Regions from separate parts of the Homo sapiens genome. Here region 1 is linked to region 2. Evidence: chromatin loops called from intact Hi-C (ENCODE). Cell type or tissue: heart right ventricle. All regions are shown on one strand. Links, peaks and the distances in the headings refer to the core of each region. The heading gives the core; the rest is flanking DNA.

The links. A loop is a pair of places that touch in the nucleus more often than their neighbours do. Peaks named below come from ENCODE experiments on the same cell type or tissue, not always from the same donor. Only the 100,000 strongest peaks of a DNase experiment are listed, where the experiment ranks them.
Region 1: a loop joins it to region 2, with 18 times the contacts of the local background. A loop is called at or near these places in 91 of 110 quality-filtered maps.

What each region holds. Positions count from the first base shown.
Region 1 is chr9:132,259,623-132,276,025 of GRCh38, reverse strand. SETX (senataxin) reads left to right here. Exons shown (of 26, transcript NM_015046.7): 23 at 606-770; 24 at 4,218-4,316; 25 at 6,324-6,411; 26 at 11,041-14,670. The coding sequence ends at 11,787. Among named protein-coding and RNA genes, the nearest start is that of SETX, 87 kb to the left of the region's middle. RefSeq lists a silencer at 6,096-6,270 and enhancers at 5,371-6,356, 5,475-6,674, 6,357-7,343. In heart right ventricle, for the core only: CTCF peaks have their summits at 6,900 and 7,107 (motif pointing right); DNase peaks (open chromatin) are centred at 7,115 and 8,165; H3K27ac peaks cover 3,010 bases.
Region 2 is chr9:131,752,840-131,769,242 of GRCh38, reverse strand. No RefSeq gene overlaps it. Among named protein-coding and RNA genes, the nearest start is that of RAPGEF1, 21 kb to the right of the region's middle. RefSeq lists an enhancer at 13,541-14,148. In heart right ventricle, for the core only: CTCF peaks have their summits at 6,397 and 6,607 (motif pointing left); a DNase peak (open chromatin) is centred at 6,612; H3K27me3 peaks cover 896 bases.

The DNA of each region.
Region 1 (16,403 bases), core at 3,530-11,529, 510 kb before region 2:
AGTGCAGGATATGAGGCTGCTGAGGACTACAAAGAGGACATGAACCTGCTCCAGGGCCCCATGTTGTTCAACTGGGGTCAAGTGGGACACATCCTTCACATTGAGTCTGTGTGGATGGCAGCTGCTCGGTTGTGTGGTGTGTGTTGTATGCAGCCAGTGGTGAGGGACAAGGAAGATCATACATGTAAAGCATTTTCTCAGTGTTCGGAAGATAGTTAATCCTTAATTCATGTTAGCTATCTCTTATTCACATCTTTGTTCTTATTAATACTGCTGTTCTTAATACTGCTCTCCCTGTTTCAACAGATGAAGAAAGTGGTGCCTAAACTTCAGTTGATTTCAAACTCTTTTCTCTCTACAACTTCATTTTTCACTGGGCATTTCACATGTATTCATATTTACCATAGTATTTTCACATTTATTCATATATACCATATTAATGGTCATTGTAACAGCCTCTTGGAGTCACTGCTAGCTGAATAAAAGATGAAGCCTATCTGCCTGCCCTTTACTATAATGGGAAACAAACTCAGTGGAACTTAAGTTAGCAATTAGCCTGCTATTAGTTTTGATAACACTGTGTTTTCTTTTTCCATCTTGTTTAGCTCATATATAAATGTTCAAGAAATAAAACTGGTGATGGAAATAATTAAGCTTATTAAAGACAAAAGAAAGGATGTTAGTTTTCGAAACATTGGCATAATAACTCATTACAAGGCCCAGAAGACGATGATTCAGAAGGATTTGGACAAAGAGTTCGATAGAAAAGGGTGAGGCATTTTTATAAATATTTCCAATTTTCTTGTTGAATTAGAATGAGAGGATATAGAAGGAAAGAAGAAAAGGGAAACTCTTAAGGAGTGGTCTGTGCAAATTGGTGATACGGCACGAGGAAGCTGGGATGCTGCTGGCTTTCATAGACTTGTGCTGTGTGGCTCCTGGGTAGACAGGTTACTTCCTGGCAGTTGGAATGTCAACATTCTCCTTGGCAGTGGAATTGACTAAGAAACTTGCCAGGTCTTTACCTTTTAGTTCCATGACTTGTTCATCTGAATTCTTGTTCTAGCAAGACTAAAAGTAACATTTCACTTTAAATAAATGATTTAACCCTTGTATTGCCTTTATGTATAGAATGAAAATCATGTTTTTGTTTCCTTCTTACCTCAGCAGTAAAATTAAAGATTAAATATTGGAGATCCATAACCTTAAAATCATCTTAACTTAGAAGCACACAGACTACCAAAATCGAATCTAGAAAACAATAGAAAATCAGACCTGTAGGCTGGGTGTGGTGGCTCACACCTGTAATCCCAGCACTTTGGGAGGCTGAGGCGGGCAGATCACCTGAGGTCAGGAGGTTGAGACCAGCCTGGGCAACATGGTGAAACCCCATCTCTACTGAAAAAAAATACAAAAATTAGCCAGGCGTGGTGGCGCGCTCCCGTAGTCCCTGCTACTCGGAAGGCTGAGGTAGGTAAATCGCTTGAACCCAGGAGGCGGAGGCTGCAGTGAGCTGAGATTGCCCCACTGCATCACTCCAGCCTGGGTGACAGAGCGAGACTCCATCTCAAAAAAAAAAAAAAAAGAAAAAATCAGACCTTTATAACAAATAATGAAACATTTCCCAATAATGAAAAGCCCAGAACCAAGCTAAGCTGGTGAATTCTATCAAATATTAAAAGAAGAATGAACACAAGTCATTCTCACATGCTTCCAATAAATAGAACACTCAGATTCATTTTTTGAAGCCAGTATTACACTGATACCAAAGCCAAGGGAAAGTATCACAAGAAAACTACAGATCCAAATCCTTTATGACTAGATACAAAAATCCTCAACAAAATAGTGACAAACTGAATTCAGCAGGTTATTACAAGGATTTATACATCAAGACCAAGTGGGATTTATCCCAGGAATGCAAGATTGCTTCAACATATGAAAATCAATATGATATACCATATTAGAAGAATGAGGAGACCCACATAATCAGCTCAGTAGATACAAAAAAAAGTTGCACGGAACCCAAAATGCTTTGATGATTTAAAAAAAAAAAAAGAATACAAAGGAACTTTTTTTATTAATAAAAGGCATTTACAAAAAACTCATAGCTAACGTTATACTTCATGGTAAGAATGAAAGCCTTTCCTCTAAGATCAGGAGAGATGTTTGAAACTCTTAATGCTTTTTTTCAACATTGTACTAGAGGTTTTAGCCAGAGCAGTTAAGTAAGGAAAATAAATAAAAAGCATCTTTACTGGAAAGAAAAAAGTAAAACTCTCTCTTCATAGGTGGCATGATCTTATTTCTAGAAACCCTAACAAAGCCATTCAAAGGCACTATTAGAGATAATAAGCTTAGCAGGATACAAGATTAATATGTGAAAGTTGATTATATTTTGATGCAACTAGCAATGAACAATCTGAAAAGGAAGTTGAAACAATTCCATTTACAATAGCATCAAAAAGAATAAAACACTTCGGAATAAATAGAACCAAAGAAGTATAAGACTTGTACGCTGAAAACTGCAAAACGTTGTTGAAAGGAATTAAAGAACACCTAAATAGGCCGGGTGCAGTGGCTCATGCCTGTAATCCCAGCACTTTGGGAGGCCCAGGTGGGTGGATCACCTGAGGTCAGGAGTTCAAGACCAGCCTGGCCAACATGGTAAAATCTTGTCTCTACTAATTATACAAAAATCAGTTGGGCATGGTGGCACACGCCTGTAATCCCAACTACTCTGGAGGGTGAGGCAGGAGAATCACTTGAACCCGGGAAGCAGAGGTTGCAGTGAGCTGAGATCACTCCATTGCACTCCAGCCTGGGCGACGAGAGCGAAATTCCATCTCAAAACAAAAAAAAAACCACCTAAATAAATGTGAAGACATCCTGTTTTCATGGACTGGAAGACTTAGTGTTGTGTTGTTTTTTGCATTTTTTGTGTGTTTTTTCATTTTTAGTAGAGACAAGGTCTTCCTAAGTTGCCCAGGCTGTTCTCAAACTCCTGAGTTCACACAGTCTTCCCAAAGTGCTTGGATTACAGACATGAGCTACCATGCCCAGCCAAAGACTTAGTATCAGCGTGACCATTTCTGTAAAAAAGGCAGTTGGATTACATCTGTAGATCAATTTGGGGAGCGCTGCCACCTTAACACTAAGTAAATAACTTGTACTATGTGGTACAATGAAATATTAATGAAGAAAGGGATGAAGTTCTGTTACATGCTACAACATGGATGAACTTTGGAAATGTTATGCTAAGGGAACAGTCACAAATAATCACATTTTGTAATTCCATTTATGTGAAACTCACAGTATAAGAAAATCTGTAGAGACAGGAAGTGTATTAGTGGTTGCCAGGGAATGGAGAGAGGAGGAAATTCAGGCTAACCTCCAAGAAAATGTTTTTAAAATGTCTTAGCAGCCGAGCATGGTGGTGCATGCATCTCCTTGGGAGGCTGAGGCAAGGAGGATTGCTTGAGCCCCAGAAGTTTGAGTCCAGCCTGGGCAACGCAGTGAGACTCTGTCTCTCTCTCTCTCTCTTTTTTTTTTTAAGTTTCTTTAAAAATAAAGACTGTAAGGCCAGGCATGGTGGCTCACATCTATAATCCTAACATTTTGGGTGGGTGAGGTGGAAGGATTGCTTGGGGCCAGGGGTTTGAGACCAGCCTGGGCAACATGGCAAGACCCCATCTCTACAAAACATGGAAAAATTAGGGTGGTGGTCCATGCCTGTAGTCCTAGCCACTTAGGAGGCTGAGACGGAGCTCAGGTGTTCAAGTTACTGTGAGCTATGAATATGCTGGTGCACTCCAGCCTGGACAAGAGTGAGGCTAGACTGTCAAAAACCAAAAAACTAAGCCGGACGCGGTGGCTCACGCCTGTAATCCCAGCACTTTGGGAGGCCGAGGCGGGCGGATCATGAGGTCAGGAGATGGAGACCACAGTGAAACCCAGTCTCTACTAAAAATACAAAAAATTAGCTGGGCATGGTGGCGGGCACCTGTAGTCCCAGCTACTCAGGAGGCTGAGGCAGGAGAATGGCGTGAACCCGGGAGGCAGAGCTTGCAGTGAACTGAGATCGCGCCACTGCACTCCAGCCTGGGCGACAGAGTGAGACTCCGTCTCAAAAAAAAAAAACCAAAAAACTAGTTTATAAATATGTATACTTAATAATTATCTTCCTTTTTCCAGTAAATATGTTTCTCTTTTGTAAATAGACCAGCAGAAGTAGACACTGTGGATGCATTCCAGGGTCGGCAGAAGGATTGTGTTATTGTTACGTGTGTCAGAGCAAATAGCATCCAAGGTTCAATTGGGTGAGTTACTGTCATTGTTGCTCTTTTATACTTGTATACATTGTTGCTTGTTTATAGTTCAGGATTAGGTTCATTATCACTGTTAGAGAACACCATTTGCTTTTTTAATTTTCTTTTGTGAAAACCTGTGTAATACTATGAAAGTTTCTCTTTTAAGTTGTGAAATAGACCCACTGTTAGATCTTGGTGCAATCTTGGCCCACTGCATCCTCCACCTCCTGGGTTCAAGCGATTCTTCTGCATCAGCCTCCCGAGTAGCTGGGACTACAGGCATGTGCTACCACGCCCAGCTAATTTTTGTATTTTTCTGTAGAGACAGTGTTTTGCCAGGTTGCCCAGGCTGGTCTCAAACTCCTGAGCTCAAGTGCTCCACCCACTTTGGCCTCCCAAAATGCTGGGATTACAGGCGTGAGTCACTGCGCCCGGCCTTGGTGTCTTTTATATTAACCCATTTCATAGTGTGAATCTGTTCTTTTATTTAATAAGATTCAAATAAATAATTAGATTATACTTTGCAGAGGCATATTACTCCCCATGGTATGTGTCAAAGTGTCATTGTTTTCTGTGTTTTCCTGCTTTGGCTAAATTTGTTCACCTTAACTACTGTCAGTTTATTTAAGATGCTAAGGACACCTGTATGAGTGACAGAAAATATCCCAAGCCCAAGACTCTTACATGATTATTTGTTTCTTGTCATGAGAAGCAGACAGAATTTACAGGTTATAAATTAGTTCGTTTTCAAATAAAATAGTAATTAAAGTAATCTTTGCCCCTCCCTGGGATGGGCTGCATATACAGAGCCCAGTTGTATCTCAGGGTCAGTTTATAAATAGACCTTTCTTTCCCAGCTAATTTGAAATTTCACTTTTATCATACATCAATTCTATTTCTGAGCTCTTTTTCTGATCTACTGAAATATTTATCTGGTGTTCATGTATTTCTACACTAGTTCTACAATATCTTAACAGTCTAGATATATTTAAATGTAAGAATAAAGTGATTAGGCTGGTACCACATTTTTAGGATTTTTCAAGGCTTCAAGATTGCACTGTTAAAATTTCCAATTATCTTATCCAGGTAAAAATAGGAAATTGATAGATGCATCACTTTGAAGGAAGCCCCGAGGTTTTGGTTTGTTTCCTGTTTTTAATAGGAATTCTTCTGTGCCCGGTACCCTGTATTGGGACGGAGAGTAAGAAAGCACTGTGACTTCTAGAGGAGTGAAGGAGTCCCGGAAAAGCTGCCTGCAGTCCACCTGTGTCTCACATGGGCATGCTGAGTCATTCTAGAGTTCACCTGTGTCTCACTGGCATGCTGAGTCATTCTAGAGTCCATCTGTGTCTCACATGGGCATGCTGAGTCTAGAGTCCACCTGTGTCTCACACGGGCACGCTGAGTCATTCTAGAGTCTACCTGTGTCTCACATGGGCACGCTGAGTCATTCTAGAGTCCACCTGTGTCTCACATGGGCATACTGAGTCATTGTAGAGTCCACCTGTGTCTCACATGGGCACGCTGAGTCATTCTAGAGTCCACCTGTGTCTCACATGAGGATGCTGAGTCATTCTAGAGTCCACCTGTGTCTCACACGGGCACGCTGAGTCATTCTAGAGTCCACCTGTGTCTCACATGAGGATGCTGAGTCATTCTAGAGTCCACCTGTGTCTCACACGGGCACGCTGAGTCATTCTAGAGTCCACCTGTGTCTCACATGAGGATGCTGAGTCATTCTAGAGTCCACCTGTGTCTCACACGGGCACGCTGAGTCATTCTAGAGTCCACCTGTGTCTCACATGAGGATGCTGAGTCATTCTAGAATCCACCTGTGTCTCACACGGGCACGCTGAGTCATTCTAGAGTCCACCTGTGTCTCGGGCTCACTGAGTCATTCAAGATTCCACCTCTGTCAGACACGGGCACGTTGAGTCATTCTAGAGTCCACCTTTGTCTCACATGGGCATGTTAAGTCATTCTAGACAAAGAAGGAACTCTTTTTTTATTGCCTAGATTCCTGGCAAGTTTGCAGAGATTGAATGTCACCATCACACGAGCCAAGTACAGCCTCTTCATCCTCGGACATTTGAGGACCCTGATGGTAGGTACCAGAGAGCTCAGAAGTTTACCCATTGTTACTGTTGTTGGATTGAGTTTTTGTTCTTATTTTCCATCAAAGTGTAAATGATTTCTGGATTACAAAATAATGGTTGTTATGTTTTCCAGCAACTTCTTCCTAGGAGCTTTTGTGTACACGTGAACCATTCGCCTTTTTTCAGCCCAGAACCCAAGTATCTACACTGGGCTCTCAAGGTGACCATTTTAAAACAAATTATCCACATCATAGGATTATTGTTAAGAAGGTATATTAAACCCACAGATGTAAAGTGCCAAAGCAATTGCTTGGCACTTAGTAAACACTCAGTAAATGTGGCTGTTATTGGCCCAGCTTAATGCCAGAGAGAGTTTGCAGGCGCGTGCTCTGCTCTGCTTTTCTGCTGGCACTGGGAGCTGTGCTGCTCACTCTGTTTCTCCAGCACTTAGCGCCTCCGGCATTCTTCTGCCAGGACAGGCGCCCCTCTGGAAGAGGTGTACGAGTTTCCAACTTCAGTAGACAAATGGTACAGCTTAATTCACTGATATCACAGCTAGATGTAGCACGTATTTGCTGTTTGTCTTATTAGGGGTAATAACTTTGTAGTTTTCCTCATTTCTCTTTTTTATGAAGTCATTGATTTCATCTAAGAAGAGCCAACTTGGTGGCTGTTTCCCCTGGTTTTGGTTCCTGCCACCAGGTGGCGCTCAGATACACCTTCTTTCTTGTTTCACTCCTCTATCACCTCCAGCCTTTGTCGTCTGTGTGCCTGCTCTGAAGGAAGTTTTAAAAGCTGTGTACCGTTTATTTTTATGTACCTCCTATTTTTAAGTTGATAGAAAAAATCTTTGTAAGTTTAAATATTACTGAAGATTATGCTTCTGATGTATTATCAATATTGACATTTTAAAATACAGCAATTAAAATTATTACATCACTCTTAAATATATCCAGTGGAATAGAAAGCAATATTATTTTATTTTTTCCTCTCTTTGAAATTGTACTTCCATTCCTGCTTGTTTAGGCTAAGATTCACTGGGGTAATCTCTTTTTAGAATTAAAAGCCTTTAAGTTAATCTCACTGATCTACACCTCTCTCACAAAAATTTCTGTATAACTTGAAAGTTTAAAAAGTTGTTTTCCCCTGGCGGGAGTGCAGTGGCACAATCACAGCTCACTGCAGCCTCCGCCTCCTGGATTTAAGCCGTTCTCCCACCTCAGCCTCCTGAGTAGCTGAGACTATAGGCGCATGTACCTAATTTTTGTACTTTTAGTAGAGAAAGGGTCTTACCATGTTGTCCAGGCTGGTCTCAAACTCCTGGGCTAAAGTCATCCCACCTCGGCCTAAAAAGTTGATTTTTATCACTATTTGGGGAACCCATGTGAAGGGTGCATGCAACCTCTCAGTACTTTCCTTGCAACTTCCTGTAAATCTATAGTTATCTCAAAATGTAGGTTTGGATTTTTAAAAATTGCTTTTCCTGTGACCATAAGCATCTGAGTGTTAAAACGTGATCTCTTATCAATTGAATAGCCTGTTAACACTTATTTGTACAGTTGAGCAAAACAAGACAAATATATTTAATATCACAGATTTTGATCATGTTTAAACCTGACAAGTAAATGAAATGTTGCTAGAGATACATCTTTTAGTGATGCCTTGATTAAAGGAGGCTTTGTGGGCACTACTGTTTTTCATCCTCCCTTAAGTTGGCACCTCATGGTGTTGATGTGTCTTGGCAGTGCACTCTGGATGGATGAGGCGCATCATGATTGTGAAGGGTGGGGTGCAGGAGGCAGGGCAGCCCAAGGAGGACATGGGAAGTAGGGTTTGCAAGGTTATTCTGTAACCCTTTTTCACATTCCGTTTAGACAGTGTTTGGGAGCCCCTGGGTCACACTTGCACAACTGTGCAGACCACTGACCTCCAGCTAATGGCACCGACATTGTCTTCACTCTAGGAAGGCAGTGCTACAAAAAGAGACAGACGAGAATCTGAAACTTCCCGACATGTCAGCTGGGCTTCCTAACTTTTTTTGTCCTTGGGCTTTTTCTTTGTTGTTTTGGGGATTCATTTGCTTTTGTTTCTAAGTTTTTAGCCTAGTTCCCCTTATGGGAATGGGATCAATCATTAAAGCGTTTGATTTCCTCTGAGAAACCAAGGCTAATAGTGCCTGCTCAGAACTGTTTCTGTGATCTTAGGAATGGATTAAACACCAAGTTTAGGTGTAGTGAACTTAGCAAAAATTGCAAGGCCATCTGCTTCACATATGTGTTTGAGCCACAGGCTAAGGATCTCTAGAGATCTGAGTGAGAAAGAGAACTGAGCCCCCAGAGCCTGGCGCTCCCTCCACAGACCTGTCTTCAGTATGCCAGCCACCGGGCCAAGCATTTTATTCTGGTCACATGACTTTCTCCAAACCTTGAAAAACTACTGTGAAGTCAGCTTATTACCATAGTTCATCAAATTCAAGAAACCATTCATTATAATATACACCACTATTTTATGTACCATTATTAGACTATGACACAGTGCCTTATTTTCACTTAGAACTTTCATATTTATTGAAAGGACTCTTAAGACTTTAGACAGATTTTTACCATATTCTTATCCATACATAGAAAATACAAGTAAAATAATAGGTTAAGATATTCCTAAAAATATTTCACTTTCAGAATTTAGCACGAATGAATCACTTCCCAATCCATAGTCATCAGTGTTGTCATTCATCCCAAGTGCAATAATAAGGTTGGCAATTTAGCATTTGCTAAGAGTTACACCATTGTCTCCAGGATTTCTTAGAACCCTTTATCTCCAGTGTATAAGGTTTTTTTGGGGGTTTTTTTTTGAGACAGAGCCTCACCTTGTTGCCCAGGCTGGAGTGCAGTGGCACAATCTCAGCTCACTGCAACGTCCGCCTCCTGGGTTCAGGCGATTCTCATGCCTTAGCATCTCAAGTACCTGGGATTATAGCTGTGCACCACTACACTTGGCTAATTTTTGTATTTTTAGTAGAGACGGGGTTTCACCATGTTGCCCAGGCTCGTCTTGAACCTCTGACCTCAGGTGATCCGCCCGCCTCAGCCTCCCAAAGTGTTAGGATTACAGGCATGAGCCACTGCACCTGGCCCAGTGCATAAGTTTTAATGCTGGTGTTATCTTGTCTTATCAGAAAATGTCTGTAGAAGGTTTTCAGGCATTATTTTTAAATGGTTTATTGACTAAAAGTCTAAGGGTTATAATTGCCTCATCATGTAATTTCCAAGGATAGGTACATGGCCAAGAGGCTCCCCAAGGTCAGAAATGCTAAAATGTGAAAGCAACGTGCACTTTAGAATCCATTAAATAAAATATTACTCCTATTTTACAGATGAGGAAACAGGCTCAGAGAGGTCAAGTGACTTGACCAAGGTCACACAGCAAGTAAATACTGTGCAGCCTCACTGCTTCCCTAACATACCTTTATGAACAGTACAGGAGCCCCCATGAGAGGGTAGCTATCCTTTTTCTTCTTTTCTTTCTTCTTTCTAAAGAGACCCGAATTCTAGTGGTTGTAAAGCAGCAGCCTCCTCTGAAGAAACTCGGGAAGAGAGGAGAGGTGCATGTGTTTGGCAACTTTCCCGATGGGATTTAATATCTTAAGCTCCTGTAGGAAACAGGCAGAAAGTGAGATGATATCTTGAGATCTCGGTGGATGAAGATGTTTTAGCCATTCGGGGTTTGGGAGGCCTTTAGAAATCCAGTGAAAGCCTTGGGCCTTTTTCTAGAATAGTCACATGCACTCAGAAGTTTGCTTTCTGAAACCAGACCTTCCTGTTTCAGAACGTTAGCCCTGCCAAGAGGTGTAGGCAGTACTCTAGATCACCAATGTCCAAAGGACCTTTCTGTGATAACGGAAATGTTTTGTGTCTGCACTGCTCAGTACAATAGCCATTAGTCGTGTGTGACCGCTGTGTACTTGAAATGTGGCTGATGCAATTTAGGAACAGAATTTTTTATTTTAATTTATTGAAATATAAATAGCAACATGATGCTCCTAGTGACTAGTGCAGACCTGCGTTGCAGTTGAATGCACTGATAAAAATGGCTGAAGTTCGGCCAGGCACGGTGGCTCCTGCCTGTAATCCCAGCACTTTGGGAGCTGAGGCGGGCGGATCATGAGGTCAGGAGATCGAGACCATCTTGGCTAACATGATGAAACCCCGTCTCTACTAAAAATACAAAAAATTAGCCGGGCGTGGTGGCGGGTGCCTGTAGTCCCAGCTACTCGGGAGGTTGAGGCAGGAGAATGGCGTGAACCCGGGAGGTGGAGGTTGCAGTGAGCCAAGATCGCGCCACTGCACTCCAGCCTGGCAACAGAGTGAGTCTCTGTCTCAAAAAAAAAAAAAAAAAAAACAAAAGTTGAAGTTCTCCATTATAGGTTGTGACCAGGTCTTATTTTTAGGAATGGGACTTTATCATTTTTTATTTGAATTTATTTTTTCCTTTCATCCTTGTCTGACGAGTAATGAATCTTGAGAATATGTTCATACAATAATATGTATTATTTGTTCAGAAATGAAAGCTGGAACTCTATGCTTCCCAAGCAGTGTCTCTTTGGGGTGTAATTATTTCTCCCTTCTCATTGTTTCAAGGAAAACCAGCATTGGAATCAGCTGATTCAGGATGCTCAGAAGCGTGGTGCCATTATTAAGACCTGTGACAAAAACTATAGACATGATGCAGTGAAGATTCTGAAACTCAAGCCTGTGCTGCAGAGAAGTCTCACTCACCCTCCTACCATAGCCCCAGAGGGGTCCAGACCCCAGGGTGGTTTGCCCAGCAGCAAGCTAGACAGTGGATTTGCCAAGACATCTGTTGCTGCTTCTCTATACCACACACCCTCTGACTCCAAGGAAATTACTCTTACTGTTACTTCAAAGGACCCTGAAAGACCTCCTGTTCATGACCAACTTCAGGACCCACGACTGCTGAAGAGGATGGGCATTGAGGTCAAAGGAGGAATATTCCTTTGGGATCCACAACCCTCGAGCCCCCAGCATCCTGGAGCAACACCTCCTACGGGCGAGCCGGGCTTCCCTGTCGTTCACCAGGACCTGAGCCATATACAGCAGCCCGCTGCTGTAGTGGCTGCTCTGAGCAGCCACAAACCTCCCGTGCGGGGCGAACCTCCAGCTGCCAGTCCCGAGGCTTCCACGTGTCAGAGCAAATGTGATGACCCGGAAGAGGAGCTCTGTCACAGGAGAGAGGCCAGGGCTTTCAGTGAAGGGGAGCAGGAGAAGTGTGGTTCCGAGACCCATCACACCAGGAGGAACTCTAGGTGGGACAAGAGGACACTGGAGCAGGAGGACAGCAGTTCCAAGAAAAGAAAGCTTTTATAGGAAAGCCCAGTGACATGGGCCAGCAGCCACAGCATATTGTAAACTGAAGATGACCAGCTCGTGGGACCATCTAGATAAGCTTGTTTTTTGTAAGGAGTTTGTGTGCTGTTGGAAAACATGGAAAATGCATCCTTAACACCTGAGCCTCTGGTCATCTTCAGTATTTTCTGTCATTTGCAAAAGCTTTCAGAGGGCATTGTGTATCCGTAATAATGTCCTTGAAGTCAGAGACTGGAAATGTTGATCTCTTAGTCTTCTATAGACAAGGAGGTCAGACTGGAGTGAATGTTGTAAAAGTTGAAATGTATATTTGTATAGCAAATAACAAAATCCTTTTAAAATTTAATCTAGTAGACCGCTTTTCTTTCCCCCTGTTTAAAATGTTAATCAGTTTTCAACAGAACAAACTTTATATTACCAAAAAAAAAAAGATGGGAGGAGGGCGGGTCCTTTCAACCATTGTTAGAGCAAGACAGATAATTATTTAACAGCCTAGCTTGGAATAAGCTGAGTTAGTGCTGGTGGGTCAGGTGTCTCTGGCTCTATTAAAAAAAGCAAAAACCCCCCCAAAAACCTGGAGTCTCCTAGGGGACACTTTGGGCAGCACGGTTATGTTAGGTAAAGTCTTGCTGACATGGTGCATTTTTAGATAGAGTGCATTGGCCCAGGGTATTATATTTCTGTGATGAGTTCATTTACCTGTTTCAGTATGCACATAGTTCCCTAGCTAAAATTCCTAATCTTCTTGAGAGAGAAGAATATGGAGTGAAAGAATAATTCTTGAGCTATCATTCAAATGCTCCCAGCATATTGTGAGCCTTGTGTGACTGGTGAGGTACAGACATTTGGTTGCCAAATGCTAGATTAGCGCTGGGTCAGCTGTGGAAGAATCGCCTCAGCTTACAGATTGTCAGACAGATCTAACTAGTTTTCCAGAAAGCCTGGGAAGCTGTGTGTTCAACATTTCCCAAGGGATTCTGATCACCAGGCAGCTTGGGAACCACTGGGGCAGGCCAAATAGAATATTTTGGGCGGGAAAGAAGCACCCGATTTAAAATGAAGCGTAACCAGAGGAGTTCAGAACTGGGAAGAGAGTGGTAGACTTCCTGTGATCTTCAGAAATCATCTACCTGGTAAAAATACATGCTGTTTAGAATATCTGATAGGTGTTTCCAGCTACTATTAGAGGTGATAGTGCTTTTGTGGGGGAAAAAATTGGTCATGGTGAATGGAGATCGAGGAAGCTCGGGACAAGGGAGGGGTGGGCTGCCTGATTTTGTCCAGTTTTCCAAATATCCACGCAGTGAACTGGAGTATCCTAAACATGAGAATGTACAGTTGACAGTTGTAAAAACTAGGGATCTGTAGTGAATGCTGTGCAGCCCCATATCTCATTTGGGGGTAGGAAAATAGCTGAAGATTCATGTGCATTATTTGACATTTCCTTTGTCATCTGCTTTTTAAGCAAAAAAGGGTTTTGTGTTAGAAATTCTACTTGAGCAGATTATAAAGAGCTTTAAAAAACAACTTTCGGTTGCCAAAAGTTTGAGCATTTGATTTCATTACCTGTGTCTCCCTCACTGGTGTCCAGACGGTCAACTGAATACTCCTGAAACCCAGGGAGCAGGTGACTTCCTGGAGTGCTTTGTCCCCAGAGTCAGCCACTGCTTCCTCTGTGGGGGTGGAGAGTTTGTCTTTGGCCATGCAGTGTGCGACAGTTCAGGACGGGTAGGGATGGGTCCCATTCTGTCTGGGTCAAGGGCTCTATCAGCTTCTTCCATGTGCCTTTGGGAAGAAATCTCGTTACTTTAAGTTTGCTTTCCTGTTATCTTGATGAAGTGCCCATTTTAGCAGACACTTGTAGTGCTGACCACTTAGGGAATGTACAAACTCCTAAGCTTCTAAAGGGAGGCATGGCAAAAACGTTGGGGTCAGGATGTCTCTCACGCTGCTCATGTTAATACTATTAACACATGATTTGAGAAATAAGTTTTCTCTAAAATGCATATTTTGCCGCCACACACTGAACAATATTATTTCCAGTGAAGTTTGATGCCTGTTCTTACGTTGTGTTCACCTGTTGGTTCACCACTCAGCAGATCTGATTCTGCAAGAATTAATGGTAGAACTAGATCATCCTTTCTAACAGACGAGCCTGTGTCCTGTGACGGCCTTTCACAGCGGAATGCAGTTGTACCTCACATTACTTTTGAAACTTCACTCGTTCCAGTTGGTACAAGTATTTGCCAAAGCCATTTCCTATGTTCACCGTGGCCCCTCCTGATGTGGCTGTCAGCGCAGCGTTGTTGAACAGGGCTATTCTTTTTACAAGGTGTGAAGTGTGGCTCTTCGCTTCGTCTTTGCCATGGCATTAAAAGAAAGTTCCCTGTCTTCTTTCAATATTAGTTATTTCAAATGAATATGTGCTACTTAAAAGCTTGTTTTGTTTCTTTGTATATAATTTGCCTTGGATTTATTGTGCACAGTTTGTTGAGTTGTATGTTTTTGTGAATTATCAGGAGTAAATTTGACAAGTACATGTGAATAACCTCCTGTAAATGAATTTTATAACAAAAATGTACTGAACTATTTTTTAAAGTTGTGCAGATTAGCAATTTTTTGCTATAGCTTTGACTTTTCTATGCTGTGAATTAATAGCTGCGATTTGGCAAACAGCCCTGTTGTCTTTGTTAAACCCTAAATTTTAAGAGGAAATGGCAGAATTAAAAGCAGAAACAAGAAGATGGACATGGATTAGAGGTTATGTATTATGAAGTAAACTACAAGGTACTAACATCATTTCGTCTGCCATTTGGTTTGCTTTATGCTGAAATTACTTGGTGGGGATTTGTGCAATTCAGATATAAAAAGTTTCATTATCCAGCCCGGCCCTCCTTCCTAGCTCCTTTTGGAATCTTCTCTGTACAGTAATGAGGTGCATTGAGGCCAGCTGTGCTGTTTAGTTACAGACTGAAGTTTGGTCCAACAGAAATATGTGCTGATCATTAGGCTGGAATTGGGGTGGAGGTGAGATAGGAGGAACAGATGAACAGTGACCCGTGAAAGGAGCTGCCAGAAGCACTGGTGGAGGGACAGGGTAGAATTGCCCTTGCCAGGGGTAATTGCTGATGGTTATGGAAGTGGAACACACTTTATAAAACAATAAACTTCAGGAAATGTAGTCAGCTTCCCCACACTTGTGCCTGTTAAAAGGCACTTGACCTCCGCCTCTGTGTCTCCTTCTGTACCCAGAAGTGTGTGCACACAGCCCACTTGGCCTGCTTGGCTTGTTCAGTATGCATACACAAATTACCAGGGAGGGTAAAATGGTGTGTTTGGGACTTAGGGGGAGTAATAAATTTGCCCAATGGCCTGGCGAGAGATGAGTGCTGCATGGTGGTCATTTGTGGAATTGGTTATGCAGCAGCCTTAGTGATGGTTTTTGAAGTCACCAGACATCTCTTTCCTGACCCATCCGCCCCCACAATCGCCCCCACCTCCTGGGTTTCACCATTCATTGAGGAATAAATAATTGAGGGACGAAACTAAAATTTAGCCTCAGCTCAAATAGAATTGATAATGTTGTACAGCACCACAAAGGCAGTTTCTGTACACAAGGGATCCCTCCATGACTCCAAAGACGTGAGTTATCGTCACCCTGTCCTACTACACAGAAGGCATTTGCCAAGTCAAATGGCAGAAATGGCATATTCGTAGTTTGGGTGTTTGAAACTGCAGGAGGAGGAACTCTGTTGCTGTCCTGTCAGCTCAGTAGACACAGTTATCTTTGTTTTCAAGCAGCATTGCAACAGAATTGTCAGATTGGTAGTTTTCAGCCTTGAGTTTTTAACCTTAGGGAGCACATTGGGCTCACTTGGGGGCTTTTAAAAAAAATTCTGAGGTCGGGTGCGGCAGATCATCCCTGTAATCCCAGCACTTTGGGAGGCCGAGGCTGGCGGATCACCCGAGGTCAGGAGTTCGAGACCAGCCTGGCCAACATGGTGAAACCCCGTCTCTACTAAAAACACAAAATAACCGGGTGTGGTGGTGGGCGCCTGTAATCCCAGCTACTTGGGAGTCTGAGGCAGGAGAGTCGCTTGAACCCAGGAGGCGGAGGTTGCAGTGAGTAGAGATTGTGCCACTGCACTCCATCCTGGGTGACAGAGCAAGACTGTCCCAAACAACAACAACCAAAAAAAAAAAAAAAAAAAAAAAAAAAAATTCTGATTGCCTGGGATCCATCCTAGCATTACTGATTTACTGGTTTGGGGATGCAGCCCTTGGTATTCTTGTGGTGTTTTGTTTGTTTGGTGTTTGTTTTTTTGAGACGGAGTTTTGCTCTGTCACCCAGGCTGGAGTGCAGTGGTGCAATCTCGGCTCACTGCAACCTCCGCCTCCCGGGTTCAGGTGATTCTCCTGCCTCAGGCTCCCTAGTAGCTGAGATTACGGATTCCCACCACCATGCCCGGCTAATTTTTGTATTTTTAGTAGAGACGGGGTTTCACCATGTTGGCCAGGCTGGTCTCGAACTGCTGACCTCAGGTGATCCGCCTGCCTCGGCCTCCCAAAGTGCTGGGATTACAGGTGTGAGCCACCGCGCCCGGCCCCTCTTCGAA
Region 2 (16,403 bases), core at 2,943-10,942:
TGCACTCCAACCCGGGTGACAGAGTGAGACTCTGTCTCAAAAAAAAAAAAAAAAGAAAAGAAAAGAAACTATGAATGGAAAATGAATCTCCAATGTCTATCTCCAGTTCTGACCTCCCCAGAAGACCCCACTGCTCCTGTCCATGTGACTTCTCTGGGTTTCCTTCCATTCTTGAATGAGCCCCGTGGCTCCCACCTTGAGGCCTTCCCTCCTGCCGTTCCCTTTCAGGCAATGCTCTGCCTCTTCCCCATCTGAGAAAGATGGAGCCTCCCACCAGCCCTCTCCAGTGCTGGAAGCCCTCTCCCTTCATAGGGAGCATTGCCGCATGGGTGATATGTTCATTGACTTGTATTCCTAACAGCTTTTTTGAGGCGTAATTAACATCACATGTTTAAAGTGCACTATTTGATACTTTGGGACATATGTAGACACCCGTCAAACCATCACTAGGGTCAAGATAGTGAATACGCCTGTTAGGCAGTGAAATGAGATCTTCTGAACATTTATTTGTTGAGGCCCTGACCCCCAGTACCTCAGAATATGAGTGTATTTAGAGACAGGTTCTTTACAGAGCTAATTCATTTTAAATGAGGTAATTGGGTGGGCCTAGTCCAATGAGAACTGCTATCCTCATAAGAAGAGAAGATTTGGCTGGGTGCGGTGGCTCACCACTGTAATTCCAGCACTCTGGGAGGCCGAGGCGGGTGGATCACCTGAGGTCAGGAGTTCGAGACCATCCTGGCCAACATGGTGAAACCCCGCCTCTATTAAAAATACAAAACAATTAGCTGGGCATGGTGGCAGGTGCCTGTAATCCCAGTTACTTGGGAGGATGAGGCAGGAGAATCACTTGAACCCAGGAGGCAGAGGTTGCAGTGAGCCGAGATCACACGTGGTGGCAGGTGCGTGTAATCCCAGCTACTTGGGAGGATGAGGCAGGAGAATCACTTGAACCCAGGAGGCAGAGGTTGCAGTGAGCCGAGATCACACCATTGCACTCTAGCCTGGGCAACAAGAGAGAAAATCCGTCTCAAAATAAATAAATAAATAAATAAATAAAAATAAAAAATAAGAGAAGATGTGGACGCAGACACACAGAGGGAAGACGAGGGGAGGACAGCTGTCTACCAGCCGGGAGAGGCCTGGACAGAGCCTTCCCTCACTACCCTCGAAGGGAACCCATCCTGTCGACGTCTCGGACTTCTGGCCTCCAGAACCGTGAGAAGATGAATTTGTGTTATTTGAGCCCCCTAGTCTGTGGTCCTTTGTTATGGTAGACCTAGTAAACTAATACAATACCCATTTTCCCCCCAAATTTCCTCACGCCCTGTGGTACCCTGGAGGTACTAACCTCTAGCCCCCAGTGTCCCCAGGCAACCACAGAGCCACTTCTCATCACTGTAGTTTAGTTTGCATTACTAGAATTTTATGTAACGAAATTCTCCAGGCCAGGCGTGGTGGCTCACACCTGTAATCCCAGCATTTTGGGAGGCCGAGGTGGGTGGATCATGAGGTCAGGAGATCGAGACCATCCTGGCTAACATGGTGAAACCCCATCTCTACTAAAAATACGAAAAAAAAAAATTAGCCAGACATGGTGGCATGCGCCTGTAGCACCAGCTACTCAGGAGGCTGAGGCAGGAGAATCGCTTGAACCCGGGAGGTGGAAGTTGAAGTGGGCTGAGATCGCACCACTGCACTCTAGCCTGAGCAATAGAGTGAGACTCTATCTCGAAAAAAAATTCTCCAATATGTACTATTTTTTTTTCTTTTCTCAGCTCACTGCATCCTCTGCCTTCCTGGTTCAAGCAACTCTCCTGCCTCAGCCTCCTGAGTAGCTGGGATTACAGGTGCCCGCCACCACACCCAGCTAATTTTTGTACTTTCAGTAGAGACAGGGTTTCACTGTGTTGGCCATGGTTGGCCAGGGTGGTCTCGACCTCCTAACATCAGGTGATCTGTCCTCATTCCAAAGTGCTGGGATTACAGATATGAACCACTGCGCCCTGTCTACTCTTTTTTTTTTCTTGGTCTGGCTTCTTTCACTGAACACAACATCATTATTCTGAGATTCCTCTATGTTGTGTGTACCTGTAGTTCAGTCCTTTTGTTTTTGTTTTTGTTTTTGTTTTTGTTTTTGCTAAGCGCTCTGCTAGGAAATGGATAAACCACAGGTTTTTTAATTGGGCATAGCCAAAAGCTGGGGAAAAAAATCCCCAAATATTCATCAACAGAGATAAATGGATATTTACTTGCATGTAATCTTTCCTGCCTGGAATGAATACTCCATGAAAGCAGGGACTTTGCCTACAGCTGTATCCACGCATCCGGAGCTTGTGCCTGGCACATAGTAGGCACTCAATAACATCAACTGGATTAATTATCTGATGCCCCTGCTGTAGAGAGGACCTGCCCTAAGCCTGGAGCTGGACTGATCTCTTTCTCCCTGGCACACAGCTGCAGTTGGCACACCTGTGATGGCTCCATCTCCTTCTCAGGCCTTCACCACCCCCGCCATGGTTTGTCTTATTCTCCCCCTGCCCACCATTGTTCCCTCTCCCCCACATCCCTGCAGGGCCAATTGCTGTGCTGGACACAGGATTTATCCCTTGGGATAATTGCCTGGCAGTTCCTGCCCGGGAGAACTGATCACTGCACCCACGCTCTGCCCCTGTGGCTGCTCATCAAACCTTAGTGCACACTCTCATTTATTCAGCACTCACAAGACACTGGTGCAGACACGTTGCTGGACGTTGAGGATACCATGACACAGACAGACACAGAACTCACAGTCCAGCCAGGGAGGCCAAAATTAAATGAACACGATGTAATCACAGCCGGTCACGGTGGCTCTCGCCTGTAATCCTAGCACTTTGGGAGGCCGAGGTGGGTGGATCACCTGAGGTCAGGAGTTCGAGACCAGCCTGGCCAACATGGTGAACCCTGTCTCTACTAAAAATACAAAAATTAGCTGGGCATGGTGGCATGCATCTATAGTCCCAGCTACTCAGGAGGCTGAGGCAGAATCACTTGAACCCAAGAGGTGGGGGTTGCAGTGAGCTGAGATCAAACCACTGCCCTCCAGCCTGGGTGATAGAGCGAGACTCTGACTGAAAAAAAAAAAAAAAAAAAAAAGATGTAATCACCCACTTTGATCAAGCGTGCTGAAAAAGGGAATTAATGCTGGGACCTGGTTTCCTTTGGGAATCTCTGAGGGATCCCGCCAAGCAGAGACAGGGGTTGAAGAGGAGCTGAAAGGTGGGGACTCCACGTGTGCAGGGCTGGGAGCAGGAGGTCGGCCCAGCAGGAGCTGAAGGAGGGCTACGCGGCAAGAGCATGGGGAGCATAGGTGCAGACACCCAGGAGGAAGGGGGGCTAGGCACAGCCTTGGGGGCCAGGGCAAGGATACAGATTTTATTCTAAACTCTCTTCTATCACTGTTCGTGCTGCATTTCATGGCAGCACCCAAAGCTGAAGCTGATGTTGCTCTCAAGACACAATGTGTTTCTGTGCCCTGGGAGCAGGAGTTACGGGGGGAGGCTTTGTTTTCTTATCCCCTGCCCCTCCCCGATGTTTGTAACATTACGAGGTCCATGTTAGGCAGAGAAGGAACATTCCTGGATTGATGATTGATTGATTGATTGATTAGCTGATGCTGACTGATCATCTTGTTCTTATGCAGCAGAAGGGGATACGTCATCGTGAAGGACACTGAGTCCTCTGGAAGATGTGGACATCTCCACCCGTGTTGTGTAGAAAGTGTTAGGCGCTCCTTCAGAGCAGGGCTACAGATTAGGATGGAAGGTAGTTTATTTACAGGCAAAGTAGTGTTTCTTGCCGTACTACTTGATTCCCCAGCAGAATAGATGCTATTTAAAATGCTTTCAGATATGCTAGCATCAAAATTTACCCTATTTCCAATACACCTTGAAAACCGCATAAAATGTGGAGTTTATTAAAATAGAGTGGATTTATCTCTACATTCAAAAGAAAAGGCTGGAAGCAGAGACCAGGAGATGGTGATGAAAAAGCGTGCATTTATACTTGATGCTCTTTTTCCTTTTCGTCACGGGAACAGCTCTTTTCTCTCTCACTTGTTAATAACAAACTCATTCCTCCCAGACCCGGGTGACCCATTCCCAGAATGCCATGTGGTCTCCTAGTTGCCGTCTTCTTTGAGAAATGCCACAGATCTTGTCTAGGGAAGGACCAGATAGATAATGGTAAAGGGTAGTCTCATGGAAAACTCCAGAGGGAAAAGCTAGAATGCTGATCCAGAAAGGAAACTGAGCGGGAAGGACAGGCACAAGTGAGGCCACAGAAACAGAGCTAAGCAGGGTAGGACAGAGACTTAACAAAAAACCTGGGAATGCCAAAACTGGGATTGGAATGGTGAGTGCCTAAAACTTGAGAAAGATAATCTCTCAGATAGAAGAAGAGAAGGAGGAGGAGGAGAGAGGAGGAAAGGGTAGGTGGAGAAGGAGGAAGAGGAGGGAAAAAAGGAGGAGGAGGACAAGGAGGAGGAGGAAGTCTGGACCCAGTAGGGTAAAGGTAAATTGAACTTACCAGCCAAAAATACAAATAGGTTCAAGAAAGTTTTCATAAAATATTTAGAACTAGGAAGGGCCTCAGGAATTATCTAGTCTGGTGGCGTTAAACATTATTTTTGGTTAATTTTAGCATCAGAGCCAGGCATGGTGGCTGAGGCCTGTGGTCCCAGCTACTTGGGAAGCTGAGGTGGGAGGAATGCTTAGGCCCGGGAGGTCGAAGCTATAGTGAGGTGTGATTGCACCACTGCACTCCAGCCCAGGCAACAGAGTGAGTCCCTGTCTCAAAAAAAATAATTAATTAATTAAAAATAAAAATAAAAGGTTACCATCAGGACTATTTTCTTCAAAAGAAAATTGCAGACTGGGCAGTGGCTCATGCCTGTGATCCCAACACTTTGGGAAGCCGAGGCAGGCAGATTACTTGGGGTCAGGACTTCGAGACCAGCCTGGCCAACATAGTGAAACCCCGTCTCAACTAAAAATGCAAAAGAAATTTTTTTTTTTTGAGACGGAGTTTCACTTTTGTTGCCCAGGCTGGAGTGCAAAGGCACGATTTCGGCTCACTGCAACCTCTGCCTACCAGGTTGAAGCGATTCTCCCGTCTCAGCCTCCTGAGTAGCTGGGATTACAGATGTGTACCACCACACCTGGCTAATTTTTGTATTTTTAGTAGAGATGGGGTTTCATCATATTGGTCAGGCTGGTCTCAAACTCCTGACCTCAGGTGATCCGCCCAGCTCGGCCACCCAAAGTGCTGGCATTACAGGTATGAGCCACCGCACCTGGTGGCAAAGCACTGATTTCTACCCCTCACACTACAGAGGAAGCAGCAGTGGCTGAGGGGGTGGAATGGAGCCCCAGGCCGGCCAACTCCATGCTCACTTCTCCCGGGGAGATGACAGCCACATATCTGCATGGTGCCTCGGGCCTTACCAATGCCCACTGACTGTTGTCCAGCAACTCTGACCAGGTGCTCTGGCCAGACGGTGTGGGGTGGAGTCGGGGAGCCCCAGCCTGGCTCCTACAGCTGGGGCAGGCTGGCTTGCCCCTCTGCCCTCTGTCTGCCCATCTGTCTGGTGGGGATAATCACAGTACCCTCTGGGGTGGGCTGTGATCTGAAGACAGAAGAGAAAGACACACCCAGGGAGGGCAGGACAGCTGGGGACATGCTCAGGGTGGAGATGGCACCGACGCTGAAGCTCTCCCATCCCACCTGCCTTCACATCTTCAGAGGGTGGCTGTGAGAATTAAATGAGTGAAGGCTTTGGAAGCACCAGCCCCGCGTCTGGCATGAAGTAAGCACTCAATAGACCATAGTTATTATTATTATCATCATCATCATTATTATTATTTTATTATTTCGAGACAGGGTCTTTTCTGTCGCCCAGGCTGGAGTGCAGTGGCGTGATCACGGCTCACCGCAGCCTCGACCTCCCAGGCTCAAGGGATCCTCCAACTTCTGCCTGTTGAGTAGCTGGGATTACAGGCCCGAGCCACCACATCTGGCTGATTTTTGTATTGTTTGAGGAGATGGGGTCTGGTCATGTTGCCCAGGCTGGTCTGAAACGCCTGGCTTCAAGTGATCCTCCTACCTCGGTCTCCCAAAGTTCTGGGATTACAGACGTGGACCAGGATGCCTGGCCATCATCATTATTTTATTTTTTATTTTTATTTTAGTTTTTAGCTCTGCAATGTTCCCAGCAATGGCCGTCATCATAGTTCTAACACTGTTATCGGTACTGAGCCTCGGGATAGGACCCCAGGGGGGTGGGCCATTATCATTACGGTGTTGCCATTTTACAGGTGCAGAAACTGAGGCACAGAGAGGCCAAATCATTTTCCCAACGTCCCAGAGCTTGTGAGTGACAGAAGCCAAGTGGTTTCTGGATTTCCTTCCCCGGGCTCAGTCCACCACAGCAGGGTGTGAGGCGAGGGGAACGTGGGCTCCCCACGACCCACCCAGTTCCCAGCGAGGTCCGCCGCTGGCTCTCAGGTCCTCCCGGGTGGCTCCTGGGAGGCGCCGGGCGGGGCTGTCTTCTGTGGGACTGTGCCGCCCTCTGGTGGCCGCATGGCAGAACTCCGCCGGCAGCCAGGCCCGCCAGAGGGCCGCGCGCCCTTGGCCGCCACTGTTCCATCCTAGCCCCTCCTCACCCCGGCGCTGCGGACACCCCACGTCGTCCACACGATGGCCCCGCCCCGCCTGGAACAGATGGCAGCCACTGCCGGGGCAGCCTACAGGCCTAGCCAGGCGCCGGGGCCAGGGCGAAACCAGTGCCGCCCTCCCAGTGGCTGGGTCAAGGCGCAACGTGGAATCCCCACGTAGATGCCTTGGCCCAAGTGTGCAAGCGTGTGTGCGTGTGTGTGAGTGCGTGTGTGTGCTCCTGTGTCAGGATCATGTGAAGGCAGCATAAATAGGTGAGAAGGAAAACAGCAAGGCAGGATTCCAGTGCAAACTGTGTACCCTGTCACCTACAAATTCAATGCCACACTGAGTGGGGATTTAGGGAAATGTTGGGACTCTTTCCTGGTGTGTGTTTTGCAGCTACCAACATCATCATTGCAAGTTTTTAAAGCCAAGGAAACACACAGGAGTGTAAATTGGTACAACGACTCAGGAAATGTTTGGCTGCTGAAGTGAAATATACATGTGCCCTGAGACCCAGCAGCTCCATGCCTGGGTGTGCACACGGAAATCTGGACATACACACACACACACACACACACACACACACACTTAAAAAAGACAGGCACAGGGATGTTTATGGTTGCTGTATTAGTAATGACCCAAACCTGGAAGCAACCCAAATGCTCATCAATAGCAGAATGGGCCAGGCATAGTGGCCCATGCATGTAATCCCAGCCCTTTGGAAGGCCTAGGTGGGAGGATCACTTGAGCCCAGGAGGTGGAGGCTGTACTGAACCTAAATCACACCACTGCATTCCAGCCTGGATGACAGAGAAAGACCCTGTCTCAAAAAAAAAAAAAAAAAAAGAGTAGATTGGATGAACAAATTGTGGTAGTCATATATAGTTCATATAATGAAATATTATACTGCAGTGAAAAAGAACTACATGTTGGCCAGGCACAGCGGCTCATTCCTGTAATCCCAGCACTTTGGGAGACCAAGGTAGGAGAATCAGTTGAAGCCAGGAGTTTGAGACCTGCCTGCAACCTAGTGACAGCCTGTCTCTATAAAAAAATAAAATAAAAACATTTCAATTAGCCAGGTGTGGTGGCATGCACATGTGGTCCCAGCTAGTCAGGAGGCTGGTGGGAGGATTGCTGGAGCCCAGGAGATCAAGGCTGCAGTGAGCTATGATTGCACCACTGCACTCCAACCTGGGCAACAGAACGAGACCCTGTCTCAAAAAAAAAAAAAAAGAACTACGGTAATAGCATAAGCAGATGTCAGACATAGTATGGAGCAAAAGATGCTAGACCCAAACTTCCCACTTACATGAAGTTCAAAACCAGGTCTAAGGGCCAGATGTGGTGGCTCACATCTGTAAGCCCAGCATTTTGGGAGGCCAAAGCGGGCAGATTACCTGAGGTTGGGAGTTTGAGACCATCCTGGCTAACACGGTGAAACCCCGTCTCTACTAAAAATGCAAAAAATTAGCTGGGCTTGGTGGCGGGTGCCTGTAGTCCTGGCTACTCGGGAGCCTGAGGCAGGAGAATGGTGTGAACCCAGGAGGCAGAGCTTGCAGTGAGCCAAGATTATGCCACTGCACTCCAGCCTGAGCGACAGAGCAAGACTCCATCAAAAAAAAACAAACAAAAAAAAAACAAACAAAAAAAACAAATTAGCTGGGCATGGTGGTGGGCCCGGGAATCCTAGCTACTCGGGAGACTGCAGCAGGAGAATCACTTGAACCCGGGAGGCGGAGGTTGCAGTGAGTTGGGATCACATCACTGCACTCCAGCTGGGGCAGCAGAGTGAGACTCCATCTCGAAAAAAAAAAAAAAAAAAAAAAAAAGGCCTAAGGTATCTATGGCGATACACATCAGAATAATGGTTACCTCCAGCAGGGTGAGGCCTTCTGACTGGAAGCAGTATAAGGGTGCCTTGGTGGGTGGGGGAGGGGGATACTGGGAAGGTTCTAGATTTTATTCTGGATGGTGTTTATCTAGGGGTAAAATCTCACCAAGCTGTACATGTAAGACTATCCTGCTTTATTGTTTGTCTGCTAACCTTAAAAATGGCCAGGCATGGTAGCCCGTGCCTGTAATGCCAGCACTTTGGGAGGCCAAGGTGGGAGGATCATTTTAGATCAGGAGTTTGAGACCAGTCTGGACAACATAGTGAGACTCCGTTTCTACAACATTAAAACAAACAAACAAAAAATTAGCCAGGCGTGGTGGCATGCACCTGTAGTCCCAGGTATTTGAGAGGTTGAAGCAGGAGGATCACTTGAGCCCAGGACCTTGAGGCTGCCGTGAGCTATGATTGTGCCACTTCACTCAAGCCTGGGTGAAAGAATAAGATCCCATCTCTCAAAAAAAAAAAAAAAAAAATCAGGCCAGGCACAGTGGCTCATGCCTGTTACCCCAGCACTTTGGAAGGCCGAGGCAGGTGGATCATGAGGTCAGGAGCTCAAGACCAGCCTGGCCAACATGGTGAAATCCCGTCTCTACTAAAAATAGAAAAATTAGTCGGGCACAGTGGCATGCGCCTGTAATCCCAGCTACTTGGGAGGCTGAGGCTGGAGAATCGCCTGAACCCAGGAGGCAGAGGTTGCAGTGAGCCAAGCTCACACCATTGCACTCCAGCCTAGGCAACAGAGCAAGACTCTGTCTCGAAAAAAAATAAAAAATCAAAGAAAAACTTTAAGAACAACCTAGAAATAAAAACCCAGAGACAACGAAGGAAGGGGAGGGGTGCCGGGCTCATTGCTGGCAGCAGCTCTGAGCAGAGGGGACTTAGGGCTGTGATCAGGTGGACTTAGGATTGCTGTAGGGTCTCACTGAGATAATGCTGGTGAAGTACAGGTACAGAGAAGTCCCAGGCATACTGGCTTCTGCTCATTGTTTTCAAAACCCCAGAGGGTCCTCCTAGACCTCTTCCTTTTATGAAACACACTTAATTTCCTAGTTCGAAGCTACAGAATAGGATTGTAGCTTCCCCTTCCTCCCTTCTTTTTCCTTGTCTGTATTTTTGCATTTTTCTACAATAAATGTGTTATAACTTTTGTGATATGAAAAAAAGCAATAAGAGCTATTTTAATTAAAGGAAAAAAGCTGTGTGTGCAGATTCTGATTTGTGGAGTTTGCAGAAAGGCAGACTCTAAGAGCATTAAGGTTATTTGAGTCAGGGAAAGAGTTGGGGGTTTGGAGTCTTTTGGCCAAAACTGCCTCTGCCTGCTTCTCCTGTCTGGGAGGTAGCAGCCTTTTTATTGATACAAATGCAAGAGCAGCTGCCTCCATGAATCATCAGATTGCACCCTCCCTTAATTGCTTACTCAACTAAGTGCTTTGCAGACTTTCCCTTCTCAGCTTTGTAACAAGTTAGAAGTCAGGTACTACTATCAATTTCATTTAGAGGAGGAAGCAACTGAAGCATGGCGTGGTGCACGCCACACAGCTAGTAAATGTCTGGCTTATAGTGGCTTTGGTGACAGTGGCTTAGATGGCTGGCCCTGGGTGGCCGTCAGGAGCTCCACTGTCCAGTCCTGACCTTTCTCTTGCCTGGATGTTCTGCAGACCCCTACCTCTACCTGGCTCATCCTTCCTGGAAGCTGTAGTAGAAGCATATATTCCCTGTCTTACAAGGTCAATCACCATTATTATCCCCATTTTACACTCAAAAGCACAGGTTTAAGAGCATTTAAATAACTTGCCCAAAATCCCCTAACCCATAAGTGACAGTGCAGTGAGTTACAACCAGAACTTTCTGGTCCAGAACACAGCTCCCCACCATGGAGCTCATGCTCCGTCTGGCATTGACTGTTCAATTTTTTTCGTTCTAAGCTGGGCATGTTAGACTGTGAAAATCAACTTTTTTCCTCTCTAGGAAATAAGAGGTTACAGAGTTTATTTTTCAGAGCAGTGGAAGTGAAGATAGAAAGGATTTCAAGAAGGCTTCTTTTAGGTGAAGATTAAAGGAAATGTTATAACAAAACTAGGCATGGTTGATCTTGTAAAGTGTATGGCGTTTTCCTTTCACTGTTTAAAAAAAAAAGTCTATGCGATGAGGTGATGTATTTGCCTTTTAGAAATTCGATAAATACGGAAGCTATGCCTTTGTTTCCCATCCCGACTCCCTGGTTTGTGTGTAATACTACAGAGAAAGGTTTCTCCAAGATTTTTATTGGTGGTACCCTTTCTTAATTTAAAGTGTGGATTAGTGGGGAAGAAAAGTATTAATAGCTTGTTAGAGTCAGAAGATAAACCGCTCAGGCAAAGTGTAAATTGATACAATCTTTGTAGAGGACAATATGGCCACATGTATCAACATTTCAGCATTTCACACATACATATTTCTCCACCCAGAAATCTCACTTCTAGCAAAGATATATACAAGGATGCTCATAATAATACAGTTTGTAATGGTGAAAATTAGGAACAACCTAAACATCTAACAATATGGCATTGATCCAATAAAATATGGCACAGCCACCCAGAGAAATACAGCACAGCTTTTAGAAGCAAGGATGGAGAGACTGAGCACAGTGGTTGCTCCCAGGGAGGGGAAGAAATGTACTTTTCATCATCTAAATACTTTTGTGATTTTTTTAAAATAAGTTTTACTTTGAGATAATTGTAGATTCACATGCAGTTGTAAGAAATAATACAGAGAGATCTCTGGTACCCTTTACCCATTGATAGCAGCTTGCAAGACAATAGAAAGCTATCTCAACCAGGCTACTGACACTGATACAGTCAAGATCCAAAACATTCGATCATCACAACTATCCGCCCTGGTTTCCTTTTCTAGCCACCCCACTTCTCTCCCACTCCTGCCCCCTCTTTAGCTGCTGGCAACCACTAATCTGTTTCCCGTTTCTACAATTGTGTCATTTCAAGAATTATATATAAATGGAAAAATACAATATATTACCTTTACAGGATGACTCTTCTCACTCAGTATAATTCTCTGAAGATTCATCAGATTGTTTCATGTATCAATAGATCATAGTTCGTTCCTTTTTATTGTTTTTTCTTTTTTTTTTTTTTTTTTTTTTTTTTTGAGACAGGATCTCACTCTGTCACCCAGGCTGAAGTGCAGTGGAGAGATCTCAGCTCACTGCAACCTCCGCCTCCTGGGCTCAGGTGATCTTCCCACCTCAATGTCCCGAGAGCTGGGACTACAGATGCATGCCATCACACCTGGCTAATCTTTTCTTTTTTCTTTTCTTTTTTTTTTTTTAGTAGAGACAGGATTTCACCATGTTGTCCAGGCTGGTCTTGAACTCTCCTGGGCTCAAGTGATCCACCTGCCTCAGCCTCCAGAGTGCTGGGATTACATGCATGAGCCACTTTATTGCATTCTTTTTGCATCATTGTCAACAAATTAGCTGGGCATACTCGTAGAGCTCTCTTTCTGGGTTCTCTATTCATGTGCATGTACTATCAAAAATTAATTTTAAAACTATATTGATGATATACAGCTATACTTATTAATATGAAAAAATGCCAACATATTGAGTAGAAAAAATATTACAAGAGGGTTATTTGGTATATTCTAATTTTTGTAAAACTTTTTTTTTTTTTTGAGATGGAGTCTCGCACTGTCATCTAGGCTGGAGTGCAGTGGCACGATCTCGGCTCACTAGAACCCCCACCTCCTGGGTTCAAGCAATTCTTCTGCTTCAGCCTCTCAAGTAGCTGGGATTACAGGTGTGTGCCATCACGCCTGGCTAGTTTTGTTTTTTGTATTTTTAGTAGAGATGGGGTTTCGCCATGTTGGCCAGGCTGGTCTCGAACTCCTGACCTCAGGTGATCCACCCTCCTCGGGCTCCCAAAGTGCTGGGATTACAGGCGTGAGCCCACCACGCCTGGCCAAACCTTTTTTTTTTTTTTTTTAAGAATGTGCCTTGTGCATATACATGGGGTCCACTCATAGCAAAGAACTTAAAATAGCATTTTACAAGCTGCAATCCCAGGGGTTCCCATGGAAGATTCTGAGGGGCTCACTGATTTGGGCAAAGCTGAACTCTGTGCCTTTACTTTGCTGATGTGTGATGCTCAATGAGAAGAATGCGGCTCTTCCCGGGATCTTTTGACTAAGGGATTCCCCACGTTTTCCCCCTAAGGAGCATTTCTCAGGGCTAGTGTTCCAGGGAGCGTACTCTGGGAAACTGGTCTGAAAGCCTCTCTGCCAAAATGTTAACAGTGGTTATCACAGAACTGTGGGATTCGGAGTGGTTTTTACTTTCTCCTTCTAACTTTTTCTGTTAACCGAAAAAAATCGATAACAATATTATTCAATACAAACACTAAAAAGCACCAGGTGCGATGGCCCATGCCTGTAATCCCAGCACTTTGGGAGGCCAACCCGGGTGGATGGCTTGAATCCAGGAGTTCGAGACCAGCCTGGGCAACATGCTGAAACCTTGTCTCTACAAAAAATACAAAAATTAGCCAGGTGTGGTGACATGCACCTGTAGACAGGAGGATCACTTGAGCCCCAGAGTTCGAGTCCAGCCTGGGCAATATAGGAAGACCCCATCTCTAAAAAACAAACAAAGAACTAACACAGTAACAAGTATTACTGTGACAAGGTGAGGGTGGTTGGGGGGGGGGGCGGCCACAAGGTGCCAGTGGCATAGGAGCAGGAAAAAAAGCCCAGGAAAGAATCTCCAGGAGGAAGGGAGAAGCAGAAAACACACAGCACCTGCAGTTCATTCACAGCAGCCGGAGCGAGGAGGTGGGGAGCCGAAAGCCACGCAGGGCTCCACAGCGCCACCATGTGACAGCAAAAGCTGACATCACAGCACTCAGTAAGACCTCACTGTACTGCAGCAGGGCCCTGGGGAGGAAGAGCTGGTCCTAATGCCACCCACATCGGGGCTGGTGGGTGAGGAAGAGGGGATGTGAAGTCACCTGTAAGGCTGGTGGTGGTTACATCCTGGAGACTTTGAAGAGTCGATTTTTTATTAAGTCCGCGTGTAGAAGAGACCTTGCTAGTTATATCCACAGACCACTCTTTTTTTTTTTTTTTTTTGAGACAGGGTCTTGCTGTCTCCCAGGCTGGAGGACAGTGGCACAATCATGGCTCATTGCAGCCTCGACTTCCTGGGCTCAGATGATCCTCCCACCACAGCTTCCCAAGTAGCTGGGACTACAGGCGCACGCCACAACACCTGGCTAGTTTTTTGTATTTTTAGTAGAAAAGGGGTTTCACCATGTTGCCCAGGCTGGTCTCGAACTCCTGGGCTCAAGCAATCCTCCCGCCTTGGCCTCCCAAAGTGCTGGGATTACAGGCGTGAGCCACTGTGCCCAGCCCACTCTCTTGTGAATTTCTCATTTATTTATTTATACCCTCCTTGTTCTGGGAGAAGACAAACAATTAAGCATGTCTCACAAGTGCTCATAAAAATAAGACAAGAGAGTATAAAATTAAAAGCAGTTGGCAGAAGAGAGAAGAACAAGGCTGGGTGCCAACCGGAGCCAGCAACCAGGCGTCTTCTCAGCCCCTCCTCGCTATCCAGGTGAGCAAGAGGCCTTGTTGTTCTGGAATTCCCAGTGGTGGGGGCAGGGGGAGGAACAAAGCAGGAGCTGGAGTCAGCAGGCAGCCCCCCGGCCAGGTGCGTCTAGAACAGGCTCTCACAAGCATGGAGAGAATGCATATTTAACACTGAAAAGTCCAGACGGCCCCAGGCTTCCATTGATGGCTCTCAGGCTGAGGAATCGCTGTTGAGACAGAGCTGAGATTTCCCAGCATTGAGATTTGTGTGATTTAAGGGACCAGGGTTCTGGGGGGAGGAGACATTGCAGAGGTAAAAAGCCAGTCCTCGGCCGGGTGTGGTGGCTCACGCCTGTTATCCCAGCACTTTGGGAGGCCGAGGTGGGAGGATCATGAGGTCAGGAATTTGAGACCAGGCTGGCCAACATGGTGAAACCCCGTCTCTACTAAAAATACAAAAAATTAGCCAGGTGTGGTGGCCGTTGCCTGTAATCCCAGCTACTTGGGAGGCTGAGGCAGGAGAATCACTTGAACCCAGGAGGCGGAGGTTGCAGTGAGCCAAGATCGCGCCACTGCACTCCAGCCTGGGTGACAGAGCGAGACTCCATCTCAAAGAACAAAACAAAACAAAAGCCAGTCCTCAGAAGTTGGCTTTCCCTCACATCCATTAGGATGGCTATTATAAAACAGCAGAAAATAGGCTGGGTGCAGTGGCTCACGCCTGTAATCCCAGAACTTCAGGAGGCTGAGGTGGGTAGATGACTGGAGGTCAGGAGTTTGAGACCAGCCTGGCCAACATGGTGAAACCCTGTCTCTCCTAAAAATACAAAAAATTAGCCGGGCGTAGGGGCCGTTGCCTGTAATCCCAGCTACTTGGGAGGCTGAGGCAGGAGAATCACTTGAACCCAGGAGGCGGAGGTTGCAGTGAGCCAAGATCGCACTGCTGCACTCCAGGCTGGGCGACAGTGCAAGACTCCATCTCAAAAAACACAAAACTAAACTAAACAAAACAAAACAAAACAAAACAAAAGCCAGTTCTCAGAAGTCGGCTTTCCCTCACATCCATTAGGATGGCTATTATAAAACAGCAGAAAATAGGCTGGGCGCGGTGGCTCACGCCTGTAATCCCAGCACTTCGGGAGGCTGAGGTGGGTAGATCACTGGAGGTCAGGAGCTTGAGACCAGTCTGGCCAATATGGTGAAACCCCATCCCTACTAAAAATGCAAAAAATAGCTGGGCGTGGTGGCACATGCCTGTAGTCCCAGCTACTCAGGAGGCTGAAGCAGGAAAATCATTCGAACCCAGGAGGCAAAGGTTGTAGTGAGCTGAGATCATGCCACTGCACTCCAGCCTGGGCAACAGGGCAAGACTCTGTCTCATAAAAAAAAAAAAAAAAAAGAAAAAAAAAAGAAAAGAAAGTGTTGATGAGGATGTGGAGAAAATGAAATCCTGATGCACTGTTGATGGAAATGTAAATTGATGCAGCCGCTGAGAAAACAGTACTGTGGTATCTGAAATAATTAAAAATAGAATAATCTGCCAGACGTGGTGGCTCATGCCTGTAATCTCATCACTCTGGGAGGCCAAGGTGGAAGGATCACCTGAGCCCAGGAGGCTGAGACCCAGCCTGGGCAACATACTCCAGCCCGGGCAACATAACGAAATTTTTAAATTTAAAAAATTTTAAAGTTAGCTGGGTGTAGTGGCACATGCCTATAGTCAGTCCTAGCTACTCAGGAGGCTGAGACAGGAGGATCGCTTGAGCCTAGAAGGTTGAGGTTACAGTGAGCCAGGATCATGCCACTGCATTCCAGCCTGAGCAACAGAGTGAGACCCTGCCTCAATACATTAATTAATTAAGGTCGGGCACAGTGGCTCACACCTGTAATCCCAGCCCTTTGGGAGGCTGAGGTGGGTGGACCACCTGAGGTCAGGAGTTCAAGACCAGCCTGACCAACATGGCGAAACCCCATCTCCACTCAATACAAAAAATTAGCCAGGTGTGGTGGTGCCTGTAATCCCAGCTACTTGGGAGGCCGAGGCAGGAAAATCGCTTGAACCCAGTTGGCGGAGGTTGCGGTGAGCTGAGATTGTGCCATTGCACTCCAGTCTGGGCAACAAGAGTGAAACTCCGTCTCAAAAAACAAATTAATTAATTAAAAATAGAATTATCATACGATCCAGTAATTCTACTTCTGTGTATATACCCAAAAGAATTGAAAGTAA